Linked DNA regions of Homo sapiens: region 1 is linked to region 2. Evidence: read pairs that join two places in POLR2A ChIA-PET (ENCODE). Cell type or tissue: B cell. All regions are shown on one strand. Links, peaks and the distances in the headings refer to the core of each region. The heading gives the core; the rest is flanking DNA.

The links. Peaks named below come from ENCODE experiments on the same cell type or tissue, not always from the same donor. Only the 100,000 strongest peaks of a DNase experiment are listed, where the experiment ranks them.
Region 1: POLR2A ChIA-PET joins it to region 2 with 16 read pairs; 5 of 35 experiments call an interaction of 5 or more read pairs at or near these places.

The regions. Positions count from the first base shown.
Region 1 is chr5:173,013,105-173,021,415 of GRCh38, reverse strand. ATP6V0E1 (ATPase H+ transporting V0 subunit e1) reads right to left here. Exons shown (of 4, transcript NM_003945.4): 3 at 1,049-1,178. The coding sequence ends at 1,085. SNORA74B (small nucleolar RNA, H/ACA box 74B) reads right to left here and starts at 690; the gene lies at 487-690. RefSeq lists a silencer at 896-1,190 and an enhancer at 3,422-3,965. In B cell, for the core only: no CTCF peak of the experiment used is centred there; no DNase peak of the experiment used is centred there; H3K27ac peaks cover 3,069 bases.
Region 2 is chr5:173,120,286-173,128,623 of GRCh38, reverse strand. CREBRF (CREB3 regulatory factor) reads right to left here. Exons shown (of 9, transcript NM_153607.3): 8 at 5,422-5,544. Among named protein-coding and RNA genes, the nearest start is that of BNIP1, 20 kb to the left of the region's middle. In B cell, for the core only: no CTCF peak of the experiment used is centred there; no DNase peak of the experiment used is centred there; H3K27ac peaks cover 370 bases.

The DNA of each region.
Region 1 (8,311 bases), core at 312-8,311, 110 kb after region 2:
TTCTCTCTTGCTGCTACCATGTAAGAACTGCCTTTCATCCTCCGCCATTATTGTGAGGCCTCCCCAGCCACGAGGAACTGTGAGTCCATTAAACCTCTCTTTCTTTATAAATTACCCAGTCTTGGGTATGTCTTTATCAGCAGCGTGAAAATGGGCTAATATACCTCCCCATAGTAACGAGTGAAGTAGTTGTTAGTGCACACAAGAGCTGCTTGTTTAAAGGAGCCTGGCACCTCCTTCTCTCTCTCTTGCTCCCTCTCTGGCCATATGACACGGCTGCCCCCCTTTTGCTTTCTGCCATAAGTAAAAACCTCCTGAGGCCTCACCAGAAGCCAAACAGATACGGGTGTCATGTTTATACAGCCTGCAGAACTGCGAGCCAAATATAAATTACCCAGTCTCATGTATTCCTTTATAGCAACACAAAACAAACGGACGCAGGCACCTTTCTCCATCCAAAGCATTCAAAAACCTTAATTTTGTTTTCTCTGTCTGCTCCCAGACTAGAACTAAGCAGCCAAAGTGAATGCTTAGCACACTCTCGGGGAAGCACAGCTCTGTCTTGCACCAGTGCCAGACGCCACCAGAACAGTGGCGCAGGCAACCGGATGAAGACAAGACATTCCTCTCCCAGCAGTGTAACACCATCACAGGAACGGTTCTGTCCGGATGGCTGACTACTGCTGGAAAGAAACCTGCTCAATTTTAAATCTGCCAGCCACTTTTTAAAGTTGCTGGATCTCACAATGCCAAGTATAAACAGTTACTTTTTTGATCTGCGTCTGAAAGAGTGCATGCAAGCTTAATTTTGTAAATTAAACTGTATTTATTTAAAAAGGCAGGGTGATAGCAGAATCTAAAAAGAATCTTAATGAGATTTAGGTAAGCTAAGGCTTAAGTTCCAATTTTATTTCTGCTCTTCAGATCGTGTTTGCATTCAGCAGCTTGCCCTTGCCACGTGTTAAAATGGCCATAAAATGTGAGAAAAAGTCAAGGCAAACTCTGACTGCCTGACCATACTGATAAGAAAGGTCACAAGCATAGTCACCTCAAAGACTGAGCACTGTAGAGCATGTCTTCTTCCTCAAGGCCAATGATACTTCAGATACCAGATGGTTTCATTTTTCAATTGCGGTCCAAAGAGAGGGTTGAGTTGGGCCAGAATTGCAATCAGCCAACTAAAAGAAGGATGGGAGAGAAACAACGAAGCGGTGAAATCATGTTGGAACATGACCATTTTCAATTAGCATGGAAAAAGTACACTAGCAAAACTTAAATCTACTGCATTCACACCAAACTTTCCATATACATTGTGTTAACAGCAGCATGTCTGATAACAAAATGTTTCCCAGGACGTAGCCTGCCTTCATCTTGAGACATATCACAAAGCAGTGAGGCTTTGTCACAGTAAGTCTCTGACTTTTCTCTCATTACCTGATTATCTTTCCAAGTATCCAAGATTTCCTGAATTCATGATATCTTCGCTTCAAAGCGTTTTCACTTAATCTCAATTTATCATCATCACAACTTCCAACCTCAGGGAAAATGTGTCTTATTTTATCCATTCTCCAAATGTTAAGACCCACAACCTACATGACACACCCATTTTTACTGGTACAGGCAAGGTTTGATTGTAGCTTATCATCTTCCTATTAGACTATAACATGTAAGGTCCCCTTTTCTAATCCCCATCACCACCAAAATATGTAACACATCCTACTGTGGAACTTAACAGAATGGGCATTTACCTTCTCCCCAGTTTACTTCAGAATCTAAATAATGAGGTATTCCTCTGTATTACAGACTAAACTATAAAGGAAGTAAAATGGTGTCACATCTTACTTCAGGGTTTTTTTTTTTTTGAGATGGAGTCTCGCTCTTTCGCCCAGTCCAGACTGCAGTGGTGCAATCTCGGCTTGCTGCAAGCTCCGCCTCCCGAGTTCACCCATTCTCCTGCCTCAGCCTCCCGAGTAGCTGGGACTACAGGCGCCCGCCACCACGCCCAGCTCATTTTTTGTATTTTTAGTAGAGATGGGTTTTCACCGTGTTAGCCAGGATGGTCTCCATCTCCTGACCTCGTGATGTGCCCGCCTCGGCCTCCCAAAGTGCTGGGATTACAGACGTGAGCCACCTCGCCCAGCCGACTTCAGGGTTAAAAGTGAAAAACAGGTTGGGTGCGGTGGCTCATGCCTATAATCCCGCACTTTGGGAGGATAAGGATCACTCGAAGCCAGGAGTTGATGACCAGTCTGGGCAACACAGTGAGAACCCGTCTCTATAAAAAAATTTTAAAAATTCACTGTGTTTGCTGACTTGCACTTGTAGCCACAGCTACCCAGGAGGCTGAGGTGGGAGCATCCCTTGAGCCTGGGAGTTCAAGGCTGCAGTGCTATAGTTACATCACTGCACTCCAGCCTGGGCAACAGAGTGAGACCCTGTCTCTAAAAAAAGAAAAGAAAAATAGCATAGATTTATCTTTAAAATTTTCTTATATAGCTCACAAAGTTCTGTATAAAGGGTCTTATATATGATACGGTAATTCATATGCCAAATAAAGTTTTGAGAATCACTTAGCTCAGACAAAAGCAAACAACAAAAAAATATGCAAATGTCTGAGTATTCAAACCATTCTTCACTTACTAAAGAAATATTTAATGAGCACCTACTAAGTTCTAGGCCTCAGAAATACAATGGCGAAAAATGAAATGTCACTATCCTCACAGAGCTTACATAATAGAATGTCAGGTGATAACTGTTATGAAGGAAGTCAAGCAAGGAGAAGGAATAGAGAGTGGCTTGACGGGGCATTATTTCGACAGGGTGGTCAGGGAAGGAGGAAGACAGACAGGGGAATGAAGCAGAATACACACTGCCTTTAGTTCCTACTCAAAATCCAGCTGACCATTGAACATGGGTTTGAACCATGCAGGTCGACTTGGATGCCTGGGCCTGCTCATATGCCTGCCTGTCCTGCCTCCACCTCCCTTTCCACCTCCTCCACCTCTTCTGCCTCTACCACACCTGAGACAGCAGGACCAAGCCCTCTTCTTCCTCCTCCTCAGCCTACTCAGTGTGAAGACAACAAGGATGAAGACCTTTATGCTCATCCACTTCCACTTAATATAATAGTAAACATATTTTCTCTTCCTTATGATTTTCTTAACATTTTCTTTTCTCTACCTTCCTTTATTATAGGAACACGGGATATAATACGTATACAAATTATGTGTTAATTGACTGTTTATGTTATTGGTAAAGCTCCTGATCAACAGTAGGCTATTAGTAATTAAATCTGGGGGGATTCAAAAGTTATAAATGGATTTTCAACTGTGCAGGGGATCGGAACCTCTAACTTCCACGTTATTCAAAGGTCAACTGTGTATGAATTTGAATTTCTTTCATTGGTGGGCAGTGGTGTGGGGAGGAGGGCAGGGTTAAGGTAAACAAGCCCAACCAACCTCCAACTACCAATCTGGGAGAGTGAAATTTGGTAACATACTGCTATCCTTTCTGCATGGTACATTGGGATCTAGGGAATCCCTTTCTTTTCTTTTCTTTTTTTTTTTTTTTTTTTTGAGAAGGAGTCTCGTTCTGTTGTCCAGGCTGGAGTGCAGTGGCACGATCTCAGCTCACCACAACCTCCACTTCCTGGGTTCAAGCAATTCTCCTGCTTCAGCCTCCTGAGTAGCTGGAATTACAGGCACGCGCCACCATCCCCAGCTAATTTTTGTATTTTTAGTAGAGAAGAGGTTTCACTATGTTGGCCAGGCTGGTGTCGAACTCCTGACCTTGTGATCCGCCCACCTTGGCCTCCCAAAGTGCTGGGATTACAGGCGTGAGCCACTGCAGCCGGCCAGGAATCGCTTTTTTTTTTTTTTTTTTAGACGAAGTCTCACTCTCGTCACCCAGGCTGGAGTGCGATGGCACGATCTCGGCTCACTGCAACCTCTGCCTCCCGGGTTCAAGCGATTCTCCCGCCTCAGCCTCCCGAGTAGTTGGGATTACAGGCGCCTGCCACCACACTCGGCTAATTTTTGTATTTTTAGTAAAGATGGGGTTTCACCATGTTGGCAAGGCTGGTCTCGCACTCCTGATCTCACGTGATCCGCCCACCTCGGCCTCCCAAAGTGCTGGGATTACAGGGGTGAGCCACCACGCCCAGCAGGGAATCACTTTCTAAGGGTAAGTGGATATATCACTACAGCAGTCTCCTTTCACGCTTTCAGGACTTTAAATTTCCCTATAAGCGGGGAACTAGCCAAGCCCCAACTAGGCCATTATCCGGGTGGATCTTTTTTCTTTCATTTACTGTCATTTTTAGAGCTTTTCCAATCAGAGGATCAAAAGGCTGATTCTGATCACCAATGGAGAGATTGCTGGAGAATTAGCCAGCACCATATCAGAAGCTTGTGCCCACAGAAACAAAAGGTGATTTTGTGACAGGAAACATGACACCTGAGGAAAGCAGGCCAAAACAGATAGTTCAAGCTGACTCACTTAATAAACAAAAAGTTCATTCAGATGAGATTTTCTGATCCATCCTTAGAAGTAGGGTATTAAACACAAACACAATACTAAGACTTGTAGTTGAGGTTCAACATCATCCATCTGACATTATAAAAAAAGGAAGAGAACAGCACAGGCGGACACACTGAAAAGCTCTGTGACTGCAGTTGACGCTAATGGTGCAGAGCTAAGAGTCATGGAAAATTCCAAACTAACCAAGGACTTCCCCAATCCCGGCAGGCAATACAAGCTGCCTGAAAAAACACTTTCGTAAGAGACTGAGACAACTGGCCAATGCCTAGAAATACTAAAAAAATCCATTAGAATTTAAACTAGCCCCTATCTCCTTTTGTTACCAAGAATATAGCACAGAATGAAAACACCACTTCCCAGCACTTTGTAGGATGTTGTAGCGGAGTGGTTCTCCTCCCCAGCTGCAAATTATAATCACTCAGGGAACTTTTAAAATATACTGATGCTATTTCTGAGAGTGGAAAAAACATTGACTCCTTTTCCTCTGCTTTCACACCACAATAATCAACACAGAAGAGACTTCTACAGCCAAATGTGTGGGGATTTCTCCCCACCAACAAGCACACAATCAATTCTGCAGCGGACTCCAGCTGGGTGTCCTCCAATTCAATCCTGACATTATCTGCCTGGAGGTAGCATCAGCATCAGATCTCACAGGGTGAGGGCTTGGTTCCACAAGACCGCCCCTCACTTCTGATGCCAATCGCAAGCCCCAGGTTGTTCTACCTGTGCTTCTGACCAACTGGCTATAAATCGGGGAGGCTCTAACCTTTCTTAGGTTCAATTAATCTACTAGAGCAGCTCGCGGAGCTCAGGGAAACACGTTTTCTGGTTTACTATAAAAGATACTACAATCTGGGCATGGTGGCTCACGCCTGTAATCTCGACACTGGGAGGCCAAGGCGGGTGGATCACTTGAGCCCAGGAGTTCGAGATCAGCCTGGCCAACATGGTGAAACCCGTCTCTACTAAAAATACAAAAATCAGCTGGGCATGGTGGCACACATCTGTAGTCCCAGCTACTTGGGAGGGTGAGGCAGGAGAATCACTTGAACCTGGGAGGCAGAGGTTGCAGTGAGCCAAGGTCGCACCACTGCACTTTAGCCTGGATGACAGAGTGAGACTGTCTCAAACAAACTAACAAAAGATACTACACAAGATACTGATGAAGGGATGGACAGGGTGAGCTATGGAAAGGGGCACAAAGTTCTCATGCTCTTCCTGGGAACACCAGCCTCCAGGAATAGCTTCCAGCTTTCCTGAACCTCTCAGAACCCAATCCTTTTGGGTTTTTATGGAAGCTTCATTGTGTAGGCATGATTGATTACATCACGGGCCATTGGTGATCAGTTTAAGGTTCAGCCCCTCCCCCTTCCCCTATGGTTGGGCTGTGGGGCTGAAAGTCCCAACCCTCTAATCCTTCCTTGGTTCGTGATTAGATCCCATCCTGGAGCTACCAAGGGGCTGCCAATCATCAGTCAACTCATTAGCATACAAAGACACATGTCACTTTGGAGATTCTAAGGATTTTAGGAGTTGTATACCAGGAAATGGGAACAAAGACTAAATTTGTATTTCACAATATCACAATTTCACATATAACCTTTCATTTAATTCTTGTACTAGGAAACAGGCAGAGAGAGTCTAAGTGATTGGCCTATGGTCACAATGCTAATTAGGTAGTAGTAGATCCTAGACCAGGAATCAGATCAGATTACTGTTCCCACTTCAAAAAGTGACCTTCTGGAATATTTTAACTGAGAACATTTCAGAAGGCATTAATTTAGCTAAATCTAAATTGAGAATTCAGAAAATGAGAATCCATCCACTGAGCACTGATTAAGTTCAACACAAGCCTTTGGTGCCTTCACTAAAGAATATCCAGAAGAAAGAATGAAGACCCCTTTCTTGGTCAGGTCAGTATTTAGAAACTGTTTTTTCTTCGTATTTACCATTTCTCTGTGTTGGTATCATTTCAAGTCCTCGCTTCCCGTTAGTATGAAATACACAAAGTACTGTTGCTGAGTATAGTCACCCTATTTTGCAATCAAACATAGAAGAAACTTATTTCCTCTGTTTAATGTTTGTGCCCATTTTACGGGTACCCCACATGTTTGTACCCATTGTGCTACTCTTTATTCCCACAACTTTCCTTCCTTCCCAGTCTCTCATATCTATCATTCTACTCTTCATGTCTTTGACATCAAATTTTTTAGCTCCCACATATAAGTGAGAACATGTGATATTTGTCTTTCTGCACTTGGCTTATTTCACTTAAGATAATGGCCTCTAGTTCCTCCCATGATGCTGCAAATGACATGATTTCATTCTTTTTTTATGGCTGAATACTATTCCGTAGTGTACATATAACACATTTTCTGCATGCGTTCATCTGTTGACAGACACTTAGATTGATTCTCTGTCTCTGCTACTGTGAACAGCACTGCGATCAACATGCGAGAGTGCAGGTATACCTTTTATATATACTGATTTCTCTACCACTGGATAAATACCCAGTAGCGGGAATGCTGGATCATATGGCAGTTCTATTTTTAGTTTTTTGAAAAATCTCCATACCATTTTCTATACTGGTTTCTATACTCCATACCATTTTCTATACTAATTTACATTCTCACTAACAGTGTATAAAAGTTTCCTTTTCTCTGCATCCTTGCTGGCATCTGTTATTTTTTGGCTTTTTTTTTTTTTTTTTTTTAAGATGGAGTCTCCCTTTACGGCCCAGGCTGGAGTGCAGTGGCACGATCTTGGCTCACTGCAACCTCTACCTCCCGGGTTGAAGTGATTCTCCTGCCTCAGCCTCAGGAGTAGCTGGGATTACAACCTACCACCACACCCAGCTAATTTTTTAATTCTTAGTGGAGATGGGGTTCCACCATGTTGAACATGGTTGGCCAGGCTGGTCTCAAACTCCTAATCTCAGATGATCCACCTGCCTTGGCTTCCCAAAGTGCTGGGATTATAGGCATGAGCCACCATGCATGGCCATATTTTCGCTTTTTAGTAATAGCCATTCTAACTGGAGTGAGATGATATCTCATTGTAGTTTTGAATTGCATTTCCCTAGTGATTAATAATATTGAGCACTGCTGGCCATTTGTAATGTCTTCTTTTGAGAAATATCTAGTCATGTCCTTTGTCCATTTCTCAATAGGATTATTTGTTTAACTGTTAAGTTGTTTGAGGTCCTTATATATTCTGGATCTTAGTCCCCTGTCAGTTGGGTAGTTTGCAAATATTTTCTCCCATTCAACAAGTTGTCTCTTTTTTTTTTTTTTTTTTTTGAGATGGAGTCTGGCTCTGTCGCCCAGGCTGGAGTGCAGTGGCGCAATCTCAGCTCACTGCAAGCTCCGCCTGCCGGGTTCACGCCATTCTCCTGCCTCAGCCTCCGGAGTAGCTGGGACTACAGGCGCCCACCACTACGCCTGGTTAATTTTTTGTATTTTTAGTAGAGACGGGGTTTCACCATGTTAGCCAGGATGGTCTCGATCTCCTGACCTCGTGATTCACCCGCCTCGGCCTCCCAAAGTGCTGGGATTACAGGCGTGAGCCACCGCGCCCGGCCAAGTTGTCTCTTTATTCTATTGTTTCTTTTGCTGTGCAGAGCTTTTTAGTTTAATATAGTCCCATTTGTCTATTTTAGTTTTTGTTGACTGTGCCTTTTTTTCTTTTTTTTAACACAAGTGTCTTGCTCTGTTGCCCAGGCTGGACTGGAGTGGCGCAATCACAGCTCATTGCAGCCTTGATCTCCCAG
Region 2 (8,338 bases), core at 108-8,107:
ATAAAAACTGTAGTTCATAATGCAGATTTAGTACTAATAAATACTATTCAAACATCCTGACATTCAGAAGCAAAAACACAGAAAATATGAGATGAAACTGAAATACATTACTGGGAACTTTTCTCAGTTCTACACAGAGTAAATGGACTGCCACACCAAAAAAAAAAAGGAAAAAACTTTATTAAAAATACCTAGTCGATATGTGGGAATCTTATTATAAAACAGAAAATACATCTTCTTTTAAAACTCCCGCAGAACATTAAAAATTGTAATCTTATATTAGGTAGCCAAGAAAATCTCAATAAATCCACAAAAAACTGGAGGTCAGTAATAAAACTAGAAAACAATAATCCCTACCTGCTGGGGGAAATTTTAAATCTCTCTCAAAGAATTCTTGGGTTAAAGAGTAAATCAAACCTAAAATTTCAAAGTATTCAGAAAACAATAAAAATGACAAATCAGAACTTATGTCAGAATTTTAATCAGCTAAAGTAGCTCTAAGAAGAAAATTCAAAGGCTGTTATTTATATGAATGGTCAAGAAAGAATAAAAAGAAAAAAATTAAGCATCTAACAACTCAAGAAATTAGAATTGGTAAGTTAAGAGCTGGTTTTGGGGGGGAGAAAGTAGAATAACCTATAATGAATCAAGAAATAAGGGAGAACAGACACAAAATAATAAATGAAAATGGAACAGTAACAACAGATATAGAAGAAATCAAAAATCAAACAAAAATGCTTTGCTCACTTTTAATAAATTTGAGGCCCAGGAGGAAGTAATTTTTCAGGAATACGTAAATTATCAAAAATGACTCCAGAAGAATTTGTAACCTGACAGAGAAATTACCTTTAAGAAAAATAAACTCAGGCCAGGCGCAGTGGCTCACGCCTGTAATCCCAGCACTTTGGGAGGCTGAGGTGGGTGGATCACGAGGTTAGGAGTTTGAGACCAGCCTGGCCAAGATGGTGAAACCCCATCTCTACTAAAAATACAAAAATTAGCCGGGCGCGGTGGCATGCGCCTGTAGTCCCAGCTACTTGGGAGGCTGAGGCAGGAGAATCGCTTGAATCTGGGAGGCAGAGGTTGCAGTAAGCCGAGATCGTGCAACTGCACTCTATCCTGGGTGACACAGCGAGACCCCATCTCAAAAAAAAAAAAAAAAGAAAAGAAAAAGAAACTCAGCTAGGCTCAGTGGCTCATGACTATAGCACTTTGAGAGGCTGAGGCGGGAAGATCACTTGAGGTCAGGACTTTGAGACCATCCTGGCCAAGGTGGTGAAACCCCGTCTCCATTAAAAATACAAAAATTAGCTGCACATGGTGGAACATGCTACTCAGAAGGCTGAGGCATAAGAACCACTTGAACCCAGGAGGCGGAGGTTGCAGTGAGTCAAGATAGTGCCACTGCACTCTAGCCTGGGTGACAGAGGGAGACTGTCTCAAAAAAAAAAAAAAAAAAAAGAAAAAGAAACTCCAACCCATTTAAACTGGTCCAGAGGCAAATTCTGGGAAGACAGCTGTATAGTTGTTGTTATTGTTGTTTTTGAGAAAGGGTCTCACTCTGTTGCCCAGGCTGGAGTGCAGTGGTGCAATCACCCTGCTCATTGAAGCCTTGACCTTCCAGGTTCAGGCTGGTCTTGAGCTCCTGACCTCAATCGATCCTCCCACCTCAGCCTCCCAAAGTGTTGGGATTACAGGCATGAGCCACTGTGCTCAGCCACCACATAGATTTTTAATCTTCATTTCCCCATATAAAAACAGAGCAACTAAATGGCAAAACCATAAACCCATGGAAAACATTTACAAGTGATAAGGTATCCCTAGGAACATTCAAGAAGGTAGGAACAAACTACCAAAAGCTTTAAGACATGTATGGCAACAGCATTATCAATATTTATCAATATTTATGTGGATGGGCCAAAAGGAAGTAATGGACATGAGAACAAAAAAAAATTTCCATATAGCGAATAGGTTACCCACTGGCAAGTACAGCAGAGTCAACTTGAGAACTGCAGCTAACGCTGTGAGGGATTTTCTCCAACCCAATATTGAATACAAGGTGAGTACAAGGAGCCCACAGTCAGAAGTGAAGGGGCCCACAGTTGAGCCTCTGTGAACTCTGAAAATGGACCAGCCAGGACTCTTGCAGGACAGGAGCAAGCCGTGATAAAACAAAAAAAACTGGCCAGGTGCAGTGGCTCAGGCCTGTAATCCCAATACTTTGGGAGGCCAAGGCGGGCAGATCACTTGATGTCAGGAGTTTGATACTAGCCTGGCCAACATGGTGAAACCCCATCCCCAGTAAAAACACAAAAATCAGCCGGGCGTGGTGGTGTGCACCTGTAATCCCAGCTACTGGGGAGGCTGAGGCAGGAAAATCGCTTGAACCTGGGAGGCAGAGGCTGCAGGGAGCCAAGATCACGCCACTGCACTCCAGCCTGGGCGACAGAGTGAGACTCTGTCTCAAAACAAAACAAAAAACCCTGGGGTTGAAATTAACATTGAGCAAGAAAGGAACTAAAGATATGAAACAGAGATGGTCCAAATAAAATGAGGGAGGGAAGCAGAACAAGAAATCTCAGAAAGACAGGTGCCATTTTTTTGTTTTTGTTTCAGAGATGGGTTGCCATGTTGCCCAGGCTGGTCTAGAACTCTTGACCTCACATGATCCTCCTGCCTCAGCCTTCCAAGTGACTGGGATTACAGGAAAAAGCCACCAAACCTGGCGTGCCATGTTTTTTTGTTTTGTTTTGTTTTTTTGAAAAGGAGTCTCGCTCTGTCGCCCAGGCGGGAGCGCAGTGGCACAATCTTGGCTCACTGTAACCTCTGCCTCCTGGGTTCAAGCAATTCTCCTGCCTCAGCCTCCCAAGTAGCTGGGACTACCGGCGCGTGCCACCACACCCAGCTTTTTTTTTGTATTTTTAGTAGAGACGGGGTTTCACCATGTTAGCCAGGATGATCTCGATCTCCTGACCTCGTGATCTGCCTGCCTCGGCCTCCCAAAGTGCTGGGATTACAGGCGTGAGCCACCGTGCCCGGATGCCATGTTTTTAAATGTTAACTGAAAAGCGGAGACTCTGTGAAAAAAGAAAAGCTATTCTGAACCAAACCTTCTTTTAAAAGTTCAGAGGAACTAATTTCACACATATATGAACAACAGAGAAGTATCAAGGTCAGAATCCCACAACTTTTTCTAAGAAAAAAGAGAATAAAAGACATTAAAGAAAATGGCACGATACATGAAAGAACATAAATCAGAAATAGAATAACTAAGAAATAAGGTGACAGAATTCAGAAAATAATTAGAAATACAGGGGAAAATTCCTGAAAGTAAAAGGAACCTAAGATCAGCAAGTAATGACAGCAAATAATGCTTTAAGAGAAACAGAAGGTAAAAAGGAGAAATAATGTTAAAAATGAAGAGATAAAAATGATTCAAGAAAAAGTGACACAAGGCAGGAAGATCATTTGAAGTCAGGAGTTCGAGACCAGCCTGGCCAACATGGTGAAACCCCACCTCTACTAAAAAATACAAAAATTAGCCAGGTGTGGTGGTGGGTGCCTGTAATCCCAGCTACTCAGGAGGCTGAGGCAGGAGAATCACCTGAACCTGGGAGGTGGAGGCTGCAGTGAGCTAAGATTGTGCCACTGCACTACTGCCTGGGTGACAGAGCAAAACACTGTCTCAAAAAAAAAAAAAAAAAGAAGAAGAAGAAAGAAGAAGAAGGAAGAAAGAAGAAGAAAAGAGAAAAGAAAGACAGACGAATACTAAAGATGGGCCAAAAAGAGCCAATCTATAGATAATAAGAGTCCCTACAGAAGAAAAGCAAAGCAAGGGAACAGATCAAACACTAAAAACATTTGAAAGTACATATTGAAAGAACACAGTATAAACATAAAAATGTCAACTAAAAATGACCAACTCTAAGATATAACTTAGCAAAATCACTGGTATTTAAAGAAAAAATCCTTTTGGCACCTAAGCAAAAACAGCAAAGTACTTATAAGGAAAAAATAATTAGTCAATATTGGCTTTTCTTTTTTCTTTTTTTTTTTTTTTTTTTGAGACAGAGTTTTGCTCTGTCACCCAGGCTAGAGTGCAGTGGTCTAATCTTGGCTCACTGTAACCTCCACCCCTCCTGCATTCAAGCGATTCTCCTGCCTCAGCCTCCCAAGTACCTGGGATTACAGGCACCTGCCACCACGCCCAGCTAATTTTTGTATGTTTAGTAGAGACAGGGTTTTACCATGTTGGCCAGGCTGGTCTCGAACTCCTGACCTCAAGTGATCTGCCCGCCTTGGCCTCCCAAAGTGTTGGGATTACAGGCATGAGCCACCAAGCCCAGCCAGTATTAGCTTTTCTATAGCAACACTTTATGCCAAAAGAAAATGGAGACTCATATTCAAGATACTCAAGGAAAGAAAATACGAGTTGAGGATTTTATACCTGGTAAAACTGACTTTCAAGTGTAAAGGAGTACATAAGCTTACCAAACATATAGATGTTTATATTAAAAAATAAAAAGGTAAAAATAACTTTTTCTTGTAATGTTAAATTTCCCCCTGTAGCTAATAAAGGAAGAATAAAAATGCTTTTAAAAATAAAAGGAAAGAAAAGAAAGAAATGCTATGAAAGAATACATAAAAAATTAAAATAGCATCAACCCATTTGAAGAAAAAGTCAAGCACAGAATTAATCCATATGGAAGCAGGAGGTAAGTGATTGCTGAGGAAAATACTGGCGATTAGGGTCTACTCTTCACCTGATTGTTTTCAATATAAATATACTTTTGTTCAAGAAAAACATTTGACCTTTTATTGTGTATATTTAATTTTGGGGGTTTTCGTGGGTCATATAACGCTGGATGCCTTGGATGCTACTGTCTGTCAGTGACTTTCTCCTACAGCAGCTGAGCTGATTCTCATGTCTATGTCTATACTAGCTAGCTCTCTCTTCCCTGTCAGCTCTCAGTTGGCCTGACGTCTAGATCCCTGCCCTCTGATCCTCCCCACATTGTGCAATCTGTTCAGGGATGGGAAACCAGAGAGCCAAGTTTGTGGGAATCCTGTGAAATGCATTACTGAGTAAAACAAGTAAGAATCTCTACACTAAAGTGCAAACTGCAGGCTTGACAGCTCTGGGACCTTTTGTCCTCCATGAAAGGTTAAAGTTGCTAGAAGTTTGTTTTTCTTAAATGTTAAAATAGTTTCATGATTAAGTCTAAATTACAAGTTGTGGTCACCTGCAACACATGTTTATGAACACTAAATCTCAAAAGATAAAACTACTCATAAAGGAGAGTAATTACAATGAGAGCACTTGAGTTTTTCCTTAAACTAAAAGAACTTTTAATATCCCCTTAAATCATACATCTTACACATATTATTAATTGTTATGAATTTATCTCGCATTCTTCTTACCGAGAGTATCTTTAATGAGGATTTCAAGCTTCTGCCCCATGTTGGGTCCTCTCTCATCTCTTGGATTCTGTACCCGGTTTACAATCTCTTGCTTGATGGAGTTGATTACAAACAATAAATTATCTGTAAGACAGAACAAAACACTTGGAATATGTCACTACCATGAAAGACTTTCCTTTTAATTATGTAATAACAGATAATTAAGAAATGGACTGGATTAAGAAAATGTGGCACATATACACCATGGAATACTATGCAGCCATAAAAAATGATGAGTTCATGTCCTTTGTAGGGACATGGATGAAATTGGAAATCATCATTCTCAGTAAACTATCGCAAGGACAAAAAACCAAACACCGCATGTTCTCACTCATAGATGGGAATTGAACAATGAGAACACATGGACACAGGAAGGGGAACATCACACTCTGGGGACTGTTGTGGGGTGGGGGGAGGGGGGAGGGATAGCATTAGGAGATATACCTAATGCTAAATGACGAGTTAATGGGTGCAGCACACCAGCATGGCACATGTATACATATGTAACTAACTGGCACATTGTGCACATGTACCCTAAAACTTAAAGTATAATAATAATAATAATAATAATAATAATAATAATAATAATAATAAAAGAAATAATAGATGACACCAACAAATAAAAAAAATTCTATGCTCAAAAAAAAAAAGAAATGGAGAATGTGTAAGAAAGCATTAAGCAGTAATGATTATAAGCAGCTCCTATACAAAGAAACTGATTTCAAATGATGTGGCACTTGTTTTTTAAAAATATCTCAAGATTAGCCAGGTGCAGTGGCTCACGCCTATAATCCCAACACTTTGGGAGACCAAGGCAGGTGGACTGCATGAGGTCAGGAGTTCGAGACCAGCCTGGCCAAACGGTGAAACCCTGTGTCTAATAAAACCACGAAAATTAGCCAGGTGTGGTGGCATGTGCCTATAGTCACAGCTATTCCAGAGGCTGAGGCAGGAGAATTACCTGAACCCAGGAGGTGGAGGTTGCAGTGAACCAAGATCTTGCCACTGCACTCCAGCCTGGGCTAACAGAGCAAGACTCCCTCTCAAAAAACAACAACAACAACAGCAGCAAACAACAACAACAACAACAAAACCCTCAAGATTACTGGGTATGCACTTTTGATAACACACTGTAGCCAGGTGTGGTGGTGTGCACCTGCAGTCCCAGCTACTTGGGAGGCTGAGGCAGGGGAATGGCTTTAGCCCAGGAGTTGCAGGCAGTTGCACTAGGATGGTGACTGTGAATAGCCGCTGTGCTCCAGCCTAGGTACCACAGTGAGACCCCATCTCCAACTAAAAAAAATGGCAAGGAAAAAAGACAACACACTGTAGACATGCATCGATGTCCACTAACCTGTAAGCAACTTGCCCTACTTGTCTTCATTGCTTTAAGACCTGATAGTGCCTGCTATATCGAATCACAGGACCTTAGTAAATGTTTATTAAATAAATCAAACCAAGTCCCTCAAAAACAAAAGCTTTAAAAACAGATTTCCCCACCTTGAAAAGCTTTAAAACAAAACAGAACAAAAAGCAAGTTAAGGCCAGGCGTGGTGGCTCACACCTGTAATCCCAGCACTTTGGGAGGCCAAGGCGGGCGGATCACGGGGTCAGGAGATAGAGACCAACCTGGCTAACACGGTGAAACCCTGTCTCTACTAAAAATACAAAAAATTAGTTGGGCGTGGTGGCAGGTGCCTGTAGTCCCAGCTACTCAGGAGGCTGAGGCAGGAGAATAGCATGAACTCAGGAGGCGGAGCTTGCAGTGAGCCGAGACTGCGCCACTGCACTCCAGCCTGGACAACAGAGCAAGACTCCAACTCAAAAAAAAAAAAGCAAGTTAACTCAAAGTAAGTAAAGGAGGGAAATAATAAAGAGCAGAAATGTATGTAACAGAAAATATACAATAAGGAAAATTAACAAAGCCAAAAGCTGGTTCCTTGAAATGATCAATAACACTGACAACCCCCTACCCAGGTAGATCCATCATGAAAAATAAGAGACAACACCAATCACTCATATCAGTAACGAAAAAGGTGTTGTTATCACTTTAGAATCTACAGATATTAAAAGGATAATAAGAAAATATGGTGCTAACAAATTTAACAACTTGGGTGAAATGAACAAATTTCTTGAAAACACAATTTAAAATCCACATAAGAAGCCAGGAAGGCCGGACGCGGTGGCTCGTGCCTGTAATCCCAGTACTTTGGGAGGCTGAGGCGGGTGAATCACCCCAGATCAGAAGTTCAAGACCAGCCTAGCCAACATGACGAAACCCCATGTCTAATAAAATATAAAAATTAGCTGGGCTTGGTGGCAGGTGCCTGTAATCCCAGCTACTCAGGAGGCTGAGGCAAGAAAATCGCTTGAAGCTGGGAGGCGGAGGTTACAGTGAGCTGTGATTGCACCACTGCACTCCAGCCTGGGCAACAAGCAAGACTCCATCTCAAAAAAAAAAAAAAAAAAAAAAAAAAAAAGAGGCTCAGGCACGGTGGCTCACATCTGTAATCCCAGCACTTTGGGAGGCCGAGATGGGTGGATCACTTGAGGCCAGGTGTTCCAGACCAGCCTGGCCAACACAGTGAAACCCCATCTATACTAAAAATAAAAATAATTAGCCAGGCATGGTGGTGTATGCCTGTAATCCCAGCTACTCAGGAGACTGAGGCATGAGAATTGCTTGAACCCGGGAGGCAGAGGTTGCAGTGAGCTGAGATCGTGCCACTGCACTCCAGCCTGAGCAACAGAGTGAGATACTGTCTCAAAAAAAAAAAAGAAAGAAAGAAAGAAAAAGAAAATCCATACAAGAAGAAATAAAGCATCTGAATAGCTTTTTCTAGTAAAAGAATTGAAATTACCAAGTATCTTCCCCAAA